Regions from separate parts of the Mus musculus genome. Here region 1 is linked to region 2. The links are chromatin loops, found by intact Hi-C in ENCODE. Cell type or tissue: heart. All regions are shown on one strand. Links, peaks and the distances in the headings refer to the core of each region. The heading gives the core; the rest is flanking DNA.

The links. Hi-C counts contacts between places; a loop is a spot of excess contacts. Peaks named below come from ENCODE experiments on the same cell type or tissue, not always from the same donor. Only the 100,000 strongest peaks of a DNase experiment are listed, where the experiment ranks them.
Region 1: a loop joins it to region 2, with 2.1 times the contacts of the local background. A loop is called at or near these places in 2 of 42 quality-filtered maps.

Annotation. Positions count from the first base shown.
Region 1 is chr8:69,328,597-69,336,544 of GRCm38, reverse strand. It overlaps the pseudogene Gm7688. Among named protein-coding and RNA genes, the nearest start is that of D130040H23Rik, 61 kb to the right of the region's middle. In heart, for the core only: no CTCF peak of the experiment used is centred there; no DNase peak of the experiment used is centred there.
Region 2 is chr8:69,395,806-69,403,753 of GRCm38, reverse strand. No RefSeq gene overlaps it. Among named protein-coding and RNA genes, the nearest start is that of Gm10033, 4.2 kb to the right of the region's middle. In heart, for the core only: a CTCF peak has its summit at 3,837; a DNase peak (open chromatin) is centred at 4,323; H3K4me3 peaks cover 1,217 bases; H3K27ac peaks cover 1,185 bases.

The DNA of each region.
Region 1 (7,948 bases), core at 1,726-6,725, 68 kb after region 2:
ACTTGATAACTTTTGGTTAAAAGTCTATTTTATTGGATAGTAGGATGTCTACTCCCACTTGTTTCTTGGGACTATTTTCTTGGAAGTCTTTTTTCCAGTCTTTTACTCTGAGATAGTGTCTGTCTTTGTTATTGAGGTGTGTTTCTTCTATGCAGCAAAATTCTGGACACTGTTTGTGTAGCCAGTCTGTTAGCTTATGTCTTTTTTATTTCAGAATTGAGTCTGTTGATTTTGAGAGATATAACAGGCAAATGATTGTTAGTTCTTGTTATGATTGTTGTTGTTTGTTGTTGTAGGTGGCATTATGTGTATGTTATTCTGTCCTTTTGGTTTTGTTATGAGATGATCAATTTCTTGTTTTGTTTCCTTTGGTGTAGGTACCCTCCTTGTATTGATGTTTTCCTTCTAGAATCCTCTGTAGGACTCTATTGGTAGATAAATATTGTTTAAATTTGGTTTTGACATGGAATATCTTGGTTTCTCCATCTATGTTGATTAATAGTTTTGCTGTGTATAGTATCCTGGGCTGCCATTTATGTCCTTTTAGGGTCTGAATGACCTCTGTACAAGCTCTTCTGACTTTTAGTGTCTCTGTTGAGAAGTCTGGTGCAATTTGATAAGTCTGCCTTTATATCTTACTTGGCCTTTTTCCATTGCACCTTTTAATATTCTTTCTTTGTTCTGTGCACTTACTGTTTTAATTATTATCTGACAAGAGGGTTTTCTCTTCTGGTCCAATCTATTTGGTGTTCTACAGGCTTCTTATACATTTATGGCCATCTCTTTCTTTAGGTTGGGGACATTTCTTCTATGATTTTGTTGAAGATGTTTTCAGGTCCTTTGAGCTGGGAATCTTTGCTTTCCTCTCTCTATTCCTATTATTCTTAGGTTTGGTCTTTTCATTGTATCCTAGCTTTCCTGGGTGATTTGGCTTAGGAGTTTTCTATATTTTGAATTTTCTTTGACAGTTGTGTCAATCTCTTCTAAGGTATCTTCTACACCTGACATTCTCTCTTCTATCTCTTGTATTCTGTTGGTGATGCTTACATCTGTAATTCTTGACCTCTTTCCTAGGTTTTCCATTTTAAGGGTTGCCTCCATTTGTGTTTTCTTTTTTGTTTCTGCTTCTACTTTTAGGTCTTGGACCACTGTGTTCAATTTATTCATCTGTTTGATTGTGCTTTTCTATATTCTTTTAAGGGATTTGTTTCCTCTTTAAGGGCTTCTACATGTTTACCTGTGTCTTCTTGTATTTATTTCAGTGAGTTATTTATATCCTCCTTAAAGGACTCTATTATCTTCATGAGATAGCATTTTAAGTCAGCTTTCTGATTTTTAGGTGTGTTGGTATGTCCAGAGTTTGATGTGGTGAAGAACTGGGTCCTGATTATGCCAAAGTCCATTGGCTTCTGTCTATTATGTTCTTGCTCTGACCTCATGGCATCTGGCTATCCCTGGCAATAGCTAGTCTGGGTGTCTTTGTCTGGAGCCTGCTTCCTGTGTCCCTTGGTTGCTTCAGGGTTTCTGGAAGGCCTGTGGCCCTGGCTGTAGCAGACCTCCTGTGAGGTCTTCAGACTGTGCGGTCTTCAGAGGGGAATGTATGTTGGTGACCTGTTGCCCTGGCTGTACAGCTTTTCTGGGATGCCTGCAGACTGTGGGGTCTTTGGAGGAGCAGACAAGGTGCTGATCCTTTGCCCTGGCTGCAGCAGATCTCCTAGGAGGCCTTCAGACTGTTGAGTCTTCAGAAGAGCTGTCAGGCTGTTATCCTGCATATAGGTGTTCTCCTGGGAGGCCTTCAGACTGCAGACTGTGGGGTCTCTTGCCCTGTGTGCAGCAGAACTCCTGGAAGGACTCCAACTATGGTGTCTTTGGAGGAGCAGACAATCTGTCGATAGGTTGCCCTGCATGTAGAGGATCTCCTGGGTGGCCTTAAAACTGTGGCATCTTCAGAGAAGCAGACAAGCTGGTGATCTGCCCTGGCAGGAGGCACAGGCCAGAAGGGTTCTTCTATGATTTTTGTTGAAGAAGTTTTCTGTCCCTTTGAACTGGGATTCTTCACTGTCTTCTATTTCTATTATTCTTAAGTTTGGTCTTTTCATTGCATCCAAAATTTTCTGGATATTTTGTTTAGGAGCTTTTGAACTTTGTATTTTCTTTGTCTGATATGTCAATATCTTCTATGATACCTTCTACTCCTGAGATTCAATCTTCTATCTCTTGTATTCTGTTGGTGGTACTTGCAGCTGTAGTTCCTGATCTCTTTACCAGGTTTTTCATCTCCAGGGTTGCCTCCATTTGTGATTTCCTTCATTTTTCTTATTTCACTTTTTGGGTCTTGGACTATTTTGTTCAATTCCTTTACCTGCTTGGTTGTATCTTTCTGTATTTCTTTAAGGGTGTCTACCTGTTTGCCTTTGTTTTTCTGTACTACTTCTCCTCCTCCTCCTCCTCCTCCTCCTCCTCCTCTTCCTCCTCCTCCTCCTCCTTCTCCTCCTCCTCCTCCTCCTCCTCCTCCTCTTCCTCCTCCTCCTTCTTCTTCTTCTTCTTCTTCTTCTTCTTCTTCTTCTTCTTCTTCTTCTTCTTCTTCTTCTTCTTCTTCTTCTTCAGATTTATTTATTTATTATGTATATAACATTCTGCCTGTATGTATGCCTGCAGACCAGAAGAGGGCACCAGATCTCATTACAAATGGTTGTGAACCACCATGTGGTTTCTGGGAATTGAACTCAGGATCTCAGGAAGAACATCCAATGCTCTTAACCTCTGACCCATCTCTCCAGCCCTTTTCATTCTAATGCCTGTGACTGTGGCAGTTACTAGAACTGTTTGGCCAGGTAGACAGAAAGTGAACCACCCACAAAGTGATGAGAAAATATATAAAGTTGTTGACATATTTCGGTAAAGATGATGAATAAGGGCCAGGTAACAACTTTATATAAATGTGACTGTAGACATTATTGTTCTCCTAACACGATGATTATTTAAAGACTGATATTTGAATGAAGTGAGGAAAAACTTAAGCATGTTGTAAAGTGTCTAAAGAAGTTACAAAGAAGTTGATAAGAGATAAAACTTTCTTAAAGGCCATTTGTCCTAGAACATTGTAATGATTCCTGGTGTCCAAATGGATATTATTTTTGATGACAACATGGTTTGTTTAAGGTTGGAATATGACAGTGATAGCTATTCATTTTATTTATCAATGCAATGAAGAACTTTGCCATTAGGATAATAACCCCCATTTTTTCTTTTAAAGTTCACACAGATGGGTACAAAGCACATAAAACAAAGTTTCTCTTATTCCCTCACTGAGACATAAACATTAATGGCAATTGGCAGTGTCTACTACTGAACAACCACGAACTTGGTCTCACCTCAGTGTACTTGACATGTTAGCACAATCTCTGATCACTTTCTTTGTATAAACATTAATCTCACATACCTTTTGCAAACAAGTCAATGCTTACTTTCTATAGCTTGACTTATGAGGAAAACATCTTTATGTTCTGAACACAACATAATAACCACCTTCTAATGCACTGGCTGGTTGTGCTGGACTACAGATGTGCCCTATTTTTCCTTAATTTATTTTATGTGTATGGGTTTTTTGTCTGCATATATGCATATGTACTACATTCATGTCTGGTGCTTGCAGAGGTCAGAAGAGGGCATTGAACCCTCTAGACCTGGAATTACAGATGGTTGTAAAGCCTGTGTGTACTTGGAATCAAACCTGAATTCTCTAGAAGAGCAGCCATTTCTCTAAACTGTTGAATTCTCTCTAGTGCCTTGACATGTCATTTCAATGCTGCAGGTAGCAACTAATTTCTAAGATATTGCTCATCCATTTAAGAACAAAATAATGATTTCAATACAAATTAAAACACACACATACACGCACCCCACAACACAACATAGTCACAGAGGTTGTTGGCAAATGGGAGGTAATATGTAATTTCTTTTCTTTGGAATAGCTTCCTCTTGTAGCTTTTCATAACAAAGCATGTACTGTCTCTTGGAAGTGTGCCTGGTTAAAATTCAATTCATATAGTGAGAGATGCCTTGAGATTAGGATAAAATAAGTGTCTTTCTACAATGGAAGCTCTATCATTTGCCTTCATTGGTAACAGATTATTTTCTTTTTTAAGATTTATTTATTATTATATCCAAGTACACTGTAGCTGTCTTCAGATGCACCAGAAGTGGGCATCAGGTCTCATTATGGATGATTGTGAGCCACCATGTGGTTGCTGGGATTTGAACTCAGGACCTTCAGAAGAGCAGTCAGTGCTCTTAACCACTGAGCCATCTCTCCAGCCCAACAGATTATTTTCTAAATAAACCTATGAAGCAACAATTGTTGATAAGTATATCTCAAATCTGGAAAAACTATAATTATCAGATATCACTTTGAAATTTTTCACCTAAAAAATAACTTTCCCATTACATGTAGCAGTTAGACAGGATGTGACACTCAGGTTTCACTCAGAAGTCTGAAATAGAATTTACAACTGGAACACACTTCAGGAGTACAAGGTAGGTATAGATATGATGCTGAAACTTTGTTCTGTTCTTCAGGTTAAATACAAGGCAATTACATGCAATATAACAAAAATAAGAACATTCATAGAGCATGTGGTTAATATTTTGTGACACTGTATGTTGAAAACATATCACTGCCACTTAAGCTGTCACTATCTGAGTTAAAGAAAGATGTTGGTTAAATGAAAATGGCTCTTATACTCTTATATGTTTGAATAATTGTTTTCCAGTTGGCAGAACTCTTTCGGGGAGATTAGAGGTGTGGCCTTTTTGAAGGAGGTGTATCATGGTGCTAAGCTTATTCGCTATGAATGCCTCTGGCCATGCCCAGTGTATTCTCTACTTCCTACCTGAGGTTCACAATGTAGGCTCTCACTGCTTCTTGCTACCCTGTGTTTATTGAGCCAGCACCATCTCTATTTCTGGATCTGTAAGCCCTATTTACTGCTTTCTTTTATAAACTGCCTTGACCATGGTGTGTTGTATCACAGCAACAGAAAGGTAACTATATGGAAGTATTCTGTGGAAGATCAGAATACAGAAGTCTCCCCTTCCAAGTAGAGGAACCCAGGAAGGGGTGTGTTTTAAATGTAGCTCTAGAGCAGGTACCATGAATACCATGACACTGAGGGTAGAAGTAATCTCAAGATTGACAAGTGTAGACTGCCTTGAAAAAGCAACTGCATAAAAAACATTCTCCGCTCCCTCCTAAACAGAGTTAGCAATATTAAATTATTTATTTGTCAGCTCCCTCTTTTATAGAAGACTGGAATGCTAGCAATGATAATCCAAAGGCAAGATGATTAAATGTGTATGAGAATTTCTTTTTTGTTGTTGTTGCTGTTGGTTTTTGTTTTTTTGGTTTTTGGTTTTTGGTTTTTTGGTTTTTTCAAGACAGGGTTTCTCTTTGTAGCCCTGGCTGTCCCGGAACTCACTCTGTAGACCAGGCTGGCCTCGAACTCAGAAATCTGCCTGCCTGTGCCTCCCAAGTGCTGGGATTAAAGGCGTGTGCCACCACTGCCCGGCATATATGAGAATTTCTTAAAGAGTCAATATTATTTTACATTATATATTATGTAGTCTATGTATTATATATTATACATAATGAATCAAAATCAGATGAGGGTCTTTGTGAGATATTGTCTCAACCAAAAAATAAAATAAAATAAAAATTATAATCACTGTTTAAAAATGTGGTAGTCTTCTTGAGATTAGTATTATCATGAAATTGATTAAGTAGATTAAAATAACCTTGAACTCTTGGATATCAGATTGTCTTAGCCTCCTAAATGCTGGGATTAACAGCATGTGCTACCATGCTTGGCAATAGTCATTACTGAAAATGATTTTATGGGCACAAGTGACAGACAACTGAAATGACTGAAGAGGTTTTACACTCTCCCCATTCTCCTATGCTTCTTTTTATCTATTATTCAGTTTTGTTCTTCTTTCCCTTTCTGTGTGTGTGTGTGTGTGTGTGTGTGTGTGTGTGTGTTGGCTACTCACAGGCTTTCTTCAAAAACCACAGTGATCTTCCTGCCTCTGTGTCCTAAGTGCTGGGATCAAAAGAATGTAAAACCACACTCACCGTGAAAAATAATTTTTATGGTACAAGGTCCTCCTCCTCCCCCTCCCCTTTCCTGTACCTCTCTCCTTTCCCCCCTTCCCTCTTTTCTTCTTCCTACTCCTCCTCTTGTCCTCTTCCTCCTCTTCTTCCTCTGCCTCCACTTCCTCCTCCTTCTTCAGAAATAGAATTTCACTTGTATTTCATGTATATGGGAGTTTTGCCTGTTTATGTGACTTTGCCTCATTCCTGCTTGGTGAATTTATGGCTGCCTAGGAGGTGAACAGATTTTTTCAGATTCCCTGAAGCTGGAGTTAGGGATAGATGTGAGCTGCTGAGTGTGCTGGGAAGGAAACCTGGGTGCCCTCAGAAAATCGGCAGTGTTCTCAACTGCTCGTGTATTTTCCATCCCTAGGTTTCTAATCTTTATAATATTTGCTGTCCAAGACAGCCTAGGTCATTAGAGGGGTTAGACGCCCACTGTTCATTAACAGTTCAATTCATCTGCAAGTCAGAGAATCTGCCTGAGGCAGGAATGCGCTCCCTAGTTGGCCACTTAATGCAATGTAATCACTCCTGAAACCATATACACACAATAAACAACAAACAAACAAACAAATGAACACAACAACAACAACAGACTCAGCAGGTTGTATGTGTGTGTGTGTGTGTGTGTGTGTGTGTGTGTGTGTGTGTGTGTGTGTGTGTGTGTGTTGTATTGTGGCTCTTTTCAGTTAATTGCATGAAGGAATTACACTAGTCCAAGTTAAAAGCGGACCCCAAATGATTACATTATACAAGCTGTGAGGTTTTTAAACTTGTGACAAGGGACAGAAGGGAAATTCTACTCATTGCAAGGAAATCCTCACTTAAGCCACGAGCACTTAAAACCCATGACCCTTCAGTTGATCTTCCTCAGCCAGTCCAATCTCTATCAGGAGCTGGCATATGCTCTTGCGCTGGTCACCCTGTGGCTGAATTACTTCTCCATTTTCTTCTGGATGCTCAATTACAGTACCATTGCAAGCAAATTTCTTCTTAAACGCCTTCACTAGTTTCTTTTTATCGTACTCATCAGTGATCAGTTGTAAGGGTCTTCCTGTCGTTTCTCTTTTGAATTCTTATATGGATATAATCCTCAGAGCCAGCAGGAAGCAGGTCATCACCCTTACTTGCATCAGCAAAGGGGTCGAAAGAGTGGAGGTTCTGGATAGCGGACATACGAAAAGATTCCTTTTCCTCGGCGGAAATGGCCTGCGGAAGGCGGCTGCGGGAGAAGGCGGGCGTGGGGGACGTAGCTTCGGGAAGCAAGAGGGCTCGAGGGGGAGGCAGCTGAGTCCTCCGGCGGCGGCTCAGTGACTGGGGCCGGTTGTAGTCATATATTAAGAGCTTACTTACTCATGCATGACAAGGAAGAATTTGGGAAGGGAAGGAGGGAGGACAAGGAAGGGTGTATGAGATGCAATATATTTCAATGAACAAGTACAAAAGTAAACTTTAAATTAAAAGAAGAGGGGCTGGAGAGTTGGCTCAGCAGATAAGAGCACTGAGTGCTGTCCAGAGGACCCAGGTTCCATTTCCTTAACCCAGGTAGCTAACAATGTGCTGTGACTCCAATGGTTGGTATCTTCCGCCCTCTTCTGGGTGCTGTCGGTACTGCGTACAGACACAACTAGGCAGATATCCATATAACCATAAAAATGAAGGATAGAACAAGAAGTGTATACTTGGGATTAAACTTGGATCCTCTAGAAGAGCAGCCACCTCTCTAAACTGTTGAGCCATCTCTCCGGTGCCTTGACGTGCTATTTCAATGCTGCTGATACCAATTAACATCTAAAA
Region 2 (7,948 bases), core at 983-5,982:
TGTTATGAAGGGACTGGTACTATATCTAATCTTATGAAAACAGTTAGTTAGAGAGATATGCCTTTCTGACTCAGTTAATTCAGGATTGGATGTATTGGTGACTGGAAGGGACTAGACCATAGTATTTTAGAGGGGGTTAGGGTTGTCATTGTCTAGTCTTTGTGGTGTCTTTGGGGGCTGGCAACTGGGTCTAATTTCTTTGACAGGTAGGCCACTGGTTGGCATCAGGGCCCAGATCTCTAGTCTTTGAAGAGGTGAAAGGGCTTAGTCACTTCTAGCAACCCCAAAGCTGGTATAGAATTTTTTTTTTCTGGCCTCAGAGAGCCACCTCAGATCTCTTAATATGTATCACCCAACTCTAGGGAGGTCACCTATGGTTATCAGAGTAGGGCCTTCTTAGCAGAGGTTTAATAGTCCAAATTTTCCTTCAAGAGGTTCTGGGTATCTTTTAGACATTGTTTGGTTTCTGCTGTCACTAGGAGGTCATTCATAGACTGTTGAAGAGACTTTATCTTTAGGTTTTAGCAAAACAGATGTTAGGCTCTATTATCAACAAGGAAGCTGTATCCATTCCTCTGTTGAAGGACATCTGGGTTGTTTCCAGTTTCTGGCTATTTATAAATATGGGTGCTATGAACATAGTGGAGCATGTGTCCTTACTACATGTTGGAAAATCTTTTGGGTATATGCTCAGGAGTGGTATACCTGGGTCTTCAGGTAATACTATGTTCAATTTTCTGAGGAACCACCAGAGTGATTTGCAATCCTACCAACAATGGAGGGCTGTTCCTCTTTCTTCACATCCTTGCCAGCATCTGCTGTCACCTGAGTTTTTGATCTTAGCCATTATGTCTGGTGTAAGGTGGAATCTCCCAGATGTCCTTCAACAGAGGAGTGGTACATTTACATAATGGAGTACTATTCAGCTATTAAAAACAATGAATTCATGAAATTCTTAGGCAAATGGATGGAACTAGAAAATATCATCTTGAGTGAGGTCACCCAGTCACAAAAGAACACACATGGTATGTACTCACTGATAAGTGGATATTAGCCCAAAAGCTTGGAATACCCAAGATACAATTCACAGGCCACATGAAGCTCAAGAAGAAGGAAGACTAAAGTGTGGATGCTTCAGTTCTTCTTAGATGGGGAACAAAGTACTCATGGGAGGAAATAGGGAGACAAAGTGTGGTGCAGAGACTGAAGGAAAGGCCATCCAGAGACTGTCCCACCTAGGGATCCATCCCATGTACAGTCACCAAACCCAGACCCTATTGTGGATGCCAAGAAGTTCTTTCTGACAGGAGCCTGATATGGCTGTCTCCTGAGAGGCTCTACTAGAGCCTGACAAGTGCAGAGACAGATGCTCGCAGCCAACCATTGGACTGAGCTTGGGGTCCCCAATGGAGGAGATAGAGAAAGGACTGAAAGAGCTGAAGGGGTTTGCAACCCCATAGGAAGAACAACAGTATCAACCAACCAGAACTCCCAGAGCTCCCAGGGACTAAACCACCAACCAAAGAATACACATGGAGGGACTCATGGCTCCAGCAGCAAATGTAGTAGAAGATGGCCTTGTCGGTCATCAATGGGAGGAGAGGCCCTTGGTCCTGAGAAGGCCCGATGCCCCAGTATAGGTGAATGCCAAGGAGGGGAGGTGGAGTGGGTGGGTGGGTGGGTGAACACCCTCATAGAAGCAGGGGGAGGGGGAGAGAGAGGAGGATGTGAAAGAAAATAAAACTTGAGACCTGTGATTCATGTAATTTATGTCAAATAGCCCAAAGAGTTGTTTGTGAGCTTTGAAACCTGGGGCTGAGAACATAGCAGAACAGGCCAGGACATGCCCGGGCAGGCCCGTTGTTAAGACATCCCTGAGGCTGCTTAGTCATAAAGATAAAGAGAATGACATGCCGGACTGGCCTGGCGCCTCCCTATTTCCCAGCCCTTCTGACCCAAGTTAAATGTTAACAGTCTGCTGATGTTTACTGAGCCAATTCCTCCCACAGCCCCACTCCTTTCCTATAAAAACCCCTAGCTTCCAAGCCTCGTGGTCAAAACCACTGTCTTCTGCGTGAGATATGTTTCAACCCGGAGCTCCACCATTAAACAGTCAAAACCACTGTCTCCTGCGTGAGATACGTTTTGATCCGGAGCTCCGCCATTAAACTACCTCGTGTTTTTACATCAAGACGGTCTGTTTGTTCGTGATTCTTGGGTGCATGCCGAATCGGAAGTTGAGTGGAGGTTTCCCCACTAGGTTCTTTCAGATGGGGACACTGGGAAAGTGGATAACATTTGAAATGTAATGTAATAAAGAAAATATTCAACAAAAATATTTAAAACAACAACATAAACCAAAGAAGCTGGTGTGTTTCTCTTTTATTTTTAGGCTTACCCTGGGCAACTTTTAAGGCCATGGTTTGAATAGGCTTTTTCTTGCGGCTTTCCCTGGCCCAATGGCCTCCTCTTTACCACAAATACATTGGTACTTTTCTAAGTGGGGTTGGTCTCGGTCTGTAGGGTCCCCTTATCTCTTTTTGTAGAAGCGATTTATTTTAGACATCTCTTACACAGGTAGGTCCCTGGCCCAGTGCCAGGGTTTGCATAAACACATTAATTTCTAGAAACCATTTGTTTTAGATGTCTCCCACAATCCTTTGGTTTTGCCGTGGCTGCCAGCAGGATCTTTGCCAGATCGTGAGTCTGTTTTTTTCTGCTCTTTTACCTGTCTTTTTTTTTTCTTTCAGTTTTTCTATCTTTATTTTTTTTCCATTTTTTATTAGGTATTTAGCTCATTTACATTTCCAATGCTATACCAAAAGTCCCCCATACCCACCCACCCCCACTCCCCTACCCGCCCACTCCCCCTTTTTGGCCCTGGTGTTCCCCTGTACTGGGGCATATAAAGTTTGCATGTCCAATGGGCCTCTCTTTCCAGTGATGGCCGACTAGGCCATCTTTTGATACATATGCAGCTAGAGTCAAGAGCTCCGGGGTACTGTCTATCTTTATTAAACACTTTTTCTGCCGTTATCTTTTAGACTCTTTTAGTCCTTGAAACCTTTTGAGTTTCCTAATACCTGGTGCTGCCTGGTTAATAAAGGCTAGAGCTACGGCTGTTTTTGCTTATCTTTGGCCAAATTAGTGGCTGTCTTACAGCTGCTTTGAGACCTGCTAATCAGAGCCTGGAGAAAAGACTTAGAGACTCTTCTGACCTTTAGCAGTGTTGAAGTCTTAATCTGGGCCGGTTCCTCTGTAGGACCAGGAACCAGTTTCCTGGCCTCTGTGGTGAAGAGAACCTACAAGAGCTCTTTGCAATCATCTCAAGTGGGCTGGTGGCTGAAAAGGACTGTCTCTAAGAGACTAATTAAATCTCGAGGACTGTTTGAAAAGGGGGGAGTTCCAGTAAAAAAGGTCATAGTAGCAAAGAGCCAGTAGTGATGAGGTTGGTTTCTTTGATCACGGATCAGCCCAGCTGCATGCAAGGGCAGGACAACAGATTCAGGTTCCAAAGTCCAATCTTATCTATATTTTAATCTTTGGGCAGAGGGTGTGGGGGTGTTCAGAGCAGGGAAGAATTTAGTCTGAAGCTCTCCTGGGTTGCCTCCCATCTGTTGTCTTGTAGGTGTAGGTGGCTGCACTGAGTGCCCTATGGAACACGGAAAGGAGTGGTTGTTGCTTCTCAATGAGCTGAGTGTGGCACGATGGTGTCAATGGAGACCTTCTCTGTACAACTCAGAGACTACATCTGTTTAGACAGGAAGCAGGAAGGGTAGCCATTTACTGAGCAAAATGAGTGACCAGGAGACTGTTCCAAGCTTCGGTGTGGGAGACATCTGCCCACTAGGGGCCCCTCCTGCCCAGTCCACACTTGGAGCCCTGCTCTCTGGGAGCTCATCTTCCCACTCAGGGAAATCTCAGGGATACCGGAGGCCCCAGGCTTAGACCTTTCAAAGGGCCAGCCAGGAATGCCTGTGTGCTCCGCGCGCCGCCAGGCCTACCACCGGGCCGGGTCAGGTTCCTTGTACCCTGCTGCCGTCGGGGAGGGCTCAGAGGGCGGCGCTGAGAAGGGAGTTAGGGTCCCCCGTGGGGCGCAGAGCCCCCTCAGTGTGGGTGGTGGGCGTGCGGGAGCCACAGCACGGTTTTGCCGAGCACGGAGTGACTGGGCCCCGCACCTCTGCAGCGCGCAGTGGAGCCGCACCCGCTCGCTGTCCGACCTCTAGTCCCAGTTCCCCGGGCTGTCTGTGGGCCCCTGCCTGGAGGGCCGTGGTGGCTGAAGGTTCCGCTTGGATGGGTCCCCACTCCCGCCCGGTGCACTCAGCTGGCCACGCCCACAGCCGCGGGATACCCGTAAAGCACCGGGCCAGGGGGGTGGGGGTGGGGGTTAAATCAAGAGGGTGGGTCTTCTAATCTCAACGTGGTCGGTCCGTCCAAGTCAAATTTACCCCATAACAAGAAACAGAAAGCAGAGTGGACCGCAGTTCCTTAAAGTGACACACACACAGAGCACCTAGCCAGCAGTGAAAATAGCTCGCAGCAGGGTTCCACGACTAGTAGGAGGTTTCACGTCCATCGGTTCCTTCCTTCCTAGAAAATAACACCCTGAGCATTCCCTATTCCAGGAGCTTGAGCTATGACATATAGCTGCTGCAGTGGGATTCTGCCTTGGCTTTCATTTCTTGCCACCAAATACAGATTTTTAGGCCTCTTCAGAACAGAATTACAGAATTATTCAGGACAGAATTATTGCGGTATCACGAAGGCACATAGACAGAGATTACATAAACACATGGATAGACACACTCAGACTCAGACAACATTACCGGTATTAAGACCCAGCAGGTTGGCTCCTGGTGACCTTAGAGTTCCCATCCAACTCAACAAAATGTGCCAGAAAGCGTTCGTGAATTCCAAAAGACCACGAAGGAGCCGATTCTGATGGGATCGCATTAGGGTCTTTATTTACAAGCTGGAGCTTGGGCCACACAATGGGAGGACGGACGTAGCTTGGGTTCTGCTGCAGGTCAAGTTCTCAGGCTTCCCCTCCCCCCCCCCCTTCTTTAAGATAGAGGCTGGTCTCAAGATTGAGTAGGTTTGGCCTCTCAGTGTCTGTTTTAGTTCAGTTTATTATGAACATTACTCAATAGACCAGAGTGTCCTTAAATTCAGGAATATCAGATTGCCTTTGCCTCCCAACTCCTGGGTTGGATTAATAACATGTTAAAATGCTTGGCTAACAGGTGACTTTCCCTAGATGTTTTCTATATTTGTGCTTTTTGTCCTTCCTATGTGTGAGAATTATGGCATTGGTATACCTATCTTTTAGATCAGGCATCATGATTAACTAATAACAAACTGACTACAAATAATCTACTTTCACAGTGTCCATTACTTGTGAGGAATCTGCCTGACTCCATTTTGAAGGCAGTAGTATTTGTATTTTAAAAATAACTTTCCCTTTATTGTAAGAGCTAAGTTGCTGATTTTAAGTCTGTTTCCTGGAGCCTTGACTGGTTTTTTAAACCATCCTGACCTACAATGAAAACAATCCATTTTTCTGTATTTCTTTACTGCCCCATTTTTCTCACTTTTGTAGAACTGTTTTGCAACTATTTGTGATTTTACTCCTTAAAAGGAGCCCAAGAAATAAATTTGGGACTGCTCTCTTAAATCCCACTTGATAGGCAGTAGTTGGCCTTCTTTTGTCTGTACCTCAGTGAAACTAACTTGCTTCAATTTTGTCTCAAATTGTGGTAGTGGGCTCATTGTTACCTGGTGGGATTAACACTTGATTTTCAACAAAGATCTTATGGTATATGATAAACATGCCAGAGGCATTTTTTCTATCATTTTATGATTTATATGTTCCTCAGTACTTCAACCTAACAATTCCCCCAAATGTCTCTGCTTTTACTTTATGACCAGGTTAAAAAATGGATTTGTTAACTGAGCATGTGTGGGAGTAGGCTGAGTGCTGCGTGAATGTGTCTAAACTCCTGAAATAAATCTCCTTGCCTTTTTTTTTTTTTAAACATCACTTTGGAAATGATACCATGCTGTAATTGTCTGTTTCAGGTAAGAAACCTGACTCAGCTCTTCAGGCTTGGCTGTTGTGATGGCTAAACTTGGTGGTCAAAATGTCTCCATCTGGAATTCCACACAGTTGGGAATGTCTGTGAGGGGTTTTTCTTTTCTTTTTGATTTTGTAATATCTATTGTTGTTAGTGTATAATTTATTATTTTTAATTAATTTTTCATTTACTTGACATCCCAATTGCAGCCTCTGTCTGTGTAACTCCTCCCACAGTCCCTCCTCCATTCCCCCTCCTTCTTTTCTGAAATGGTGGAGCACACCCCAACCCCCACCCCTGTCCCCAAAGTATTCTAGTACCCTGACAAATAACCCCTCCCAAAAGAGGCCAGACAAGGCAGCCCAATTAGGGAAGCATATTCCACATACAGGCAACAGCTTCAGGGATAGTCTCCACTCCAGTTGTTGGGGAATCCACATCTGCTACATATATGTTGGGTGTCTTGGCCCAGCTGGTATATGCTCTGTGGTTGGTGGTTCAATTTCTGAGAGCCTCCATGGGCCCAGGTTAGATGACTCTGTTGGTTTTCCAGGGAGTTCCTTACCCATTGAGGCCTCCGATTCTTTCCCTAGCCCTTCCATGAGAGTTCCTGAATTTTATCCAATGTTTGGCTGTGGATCTCTGCATCTGCTTTAGTCAGCTGCTGGGTGAAGCCTCTCAGAGAACACTTATGCTAGGACCTGTCTGCAAGCACAACATAGTGTCATTAATAGTGTCCTGGACCTGAGCTTGCCCATTGGGTGGGTCTCTCAAGTTGGGCATGTAATTGGTTGGCCATTCCCTCAGTCTCTGCTCCATCCTCCATCTCTGCATTTTTTGTAGACAGGATAAAGTTTGGGTCAAAAGTTTTGTGGGTGGATGGGTGTCCCTACTGCTCCAATGAGGTTCCTGCCTGGTTACAGGAGGTGACCTTTTCAGGTCCATATCCCCACTGCTATGAGTCTCAGCTAAGGTCACCCCCTTGGATTTGCCTGAGACCTGGGACAAGGCAGGCTCCCCAGGAGTCAACGAGGGGTTTTTCTTAATTGAATTTTTTAAAGTGGGAAGACCTTTCTTCAGTTTGGAGCTTTTGACGTGACAAGATCCAACTTTGATTTGGGCCACACCATCTGGTGTCAGCCTACACATATAAAAGACACTGAAGAAGGAAGCTCTCTCATTTTGTCAGCTTACTCTGTCTCTGGCTGGCAAGCTAATTCCTTTGCTTTAGAGCTTAGGTTTCGACCTTGTGCTGTTTACTGAAGAACAGCTGAGATATCTGGCCTCAGTGCTGAGCTCTGTACTGAACCACTAGATTCTTCCAATTTTAGTTGGTAGACTAACCTCGTTAGACTAGCTGGACCACCGCCTCTGAGTCATTCTAGGAAAGCCCCATTTTACATACGTAGAGATTCATTTTATCGGTTCTGTTCACCTAGAAAACTTTGATAGATACAGCTGTGTTGTCTTTATGTTAACACTCAGGAAGAATGCTAGGTAACAATAATGTCCATAAAAGACATTCTCTCTAAGTGTTCAAGTTACCAAGTAGACTATACACTTCACTATGCTTCAATTTGTTAAGAGATTGAACTGAATTTCAGGAAGAAAATTCCTATAGAAATGGACCACAATCCAGCCTTCTGGTAGGAAAAACATCTATCATTGTGTTTGTGATCGGGTTCCAGCTTTTCTCTCAAGTACCCTTGCCTCCCAGGTTAAATGTAGCTGCAGTTCATCTGACCTCAGCGTGAAGCTACAGAACAAGCGTCTTGTTTCGTAAAAATACTCCTTCATTATTAATAATGTGGACTCCCTTCTACCTGTGGGGCAGGGGAGTCACTCCACAGCACATTATGTAGTGTGCTGAGCAA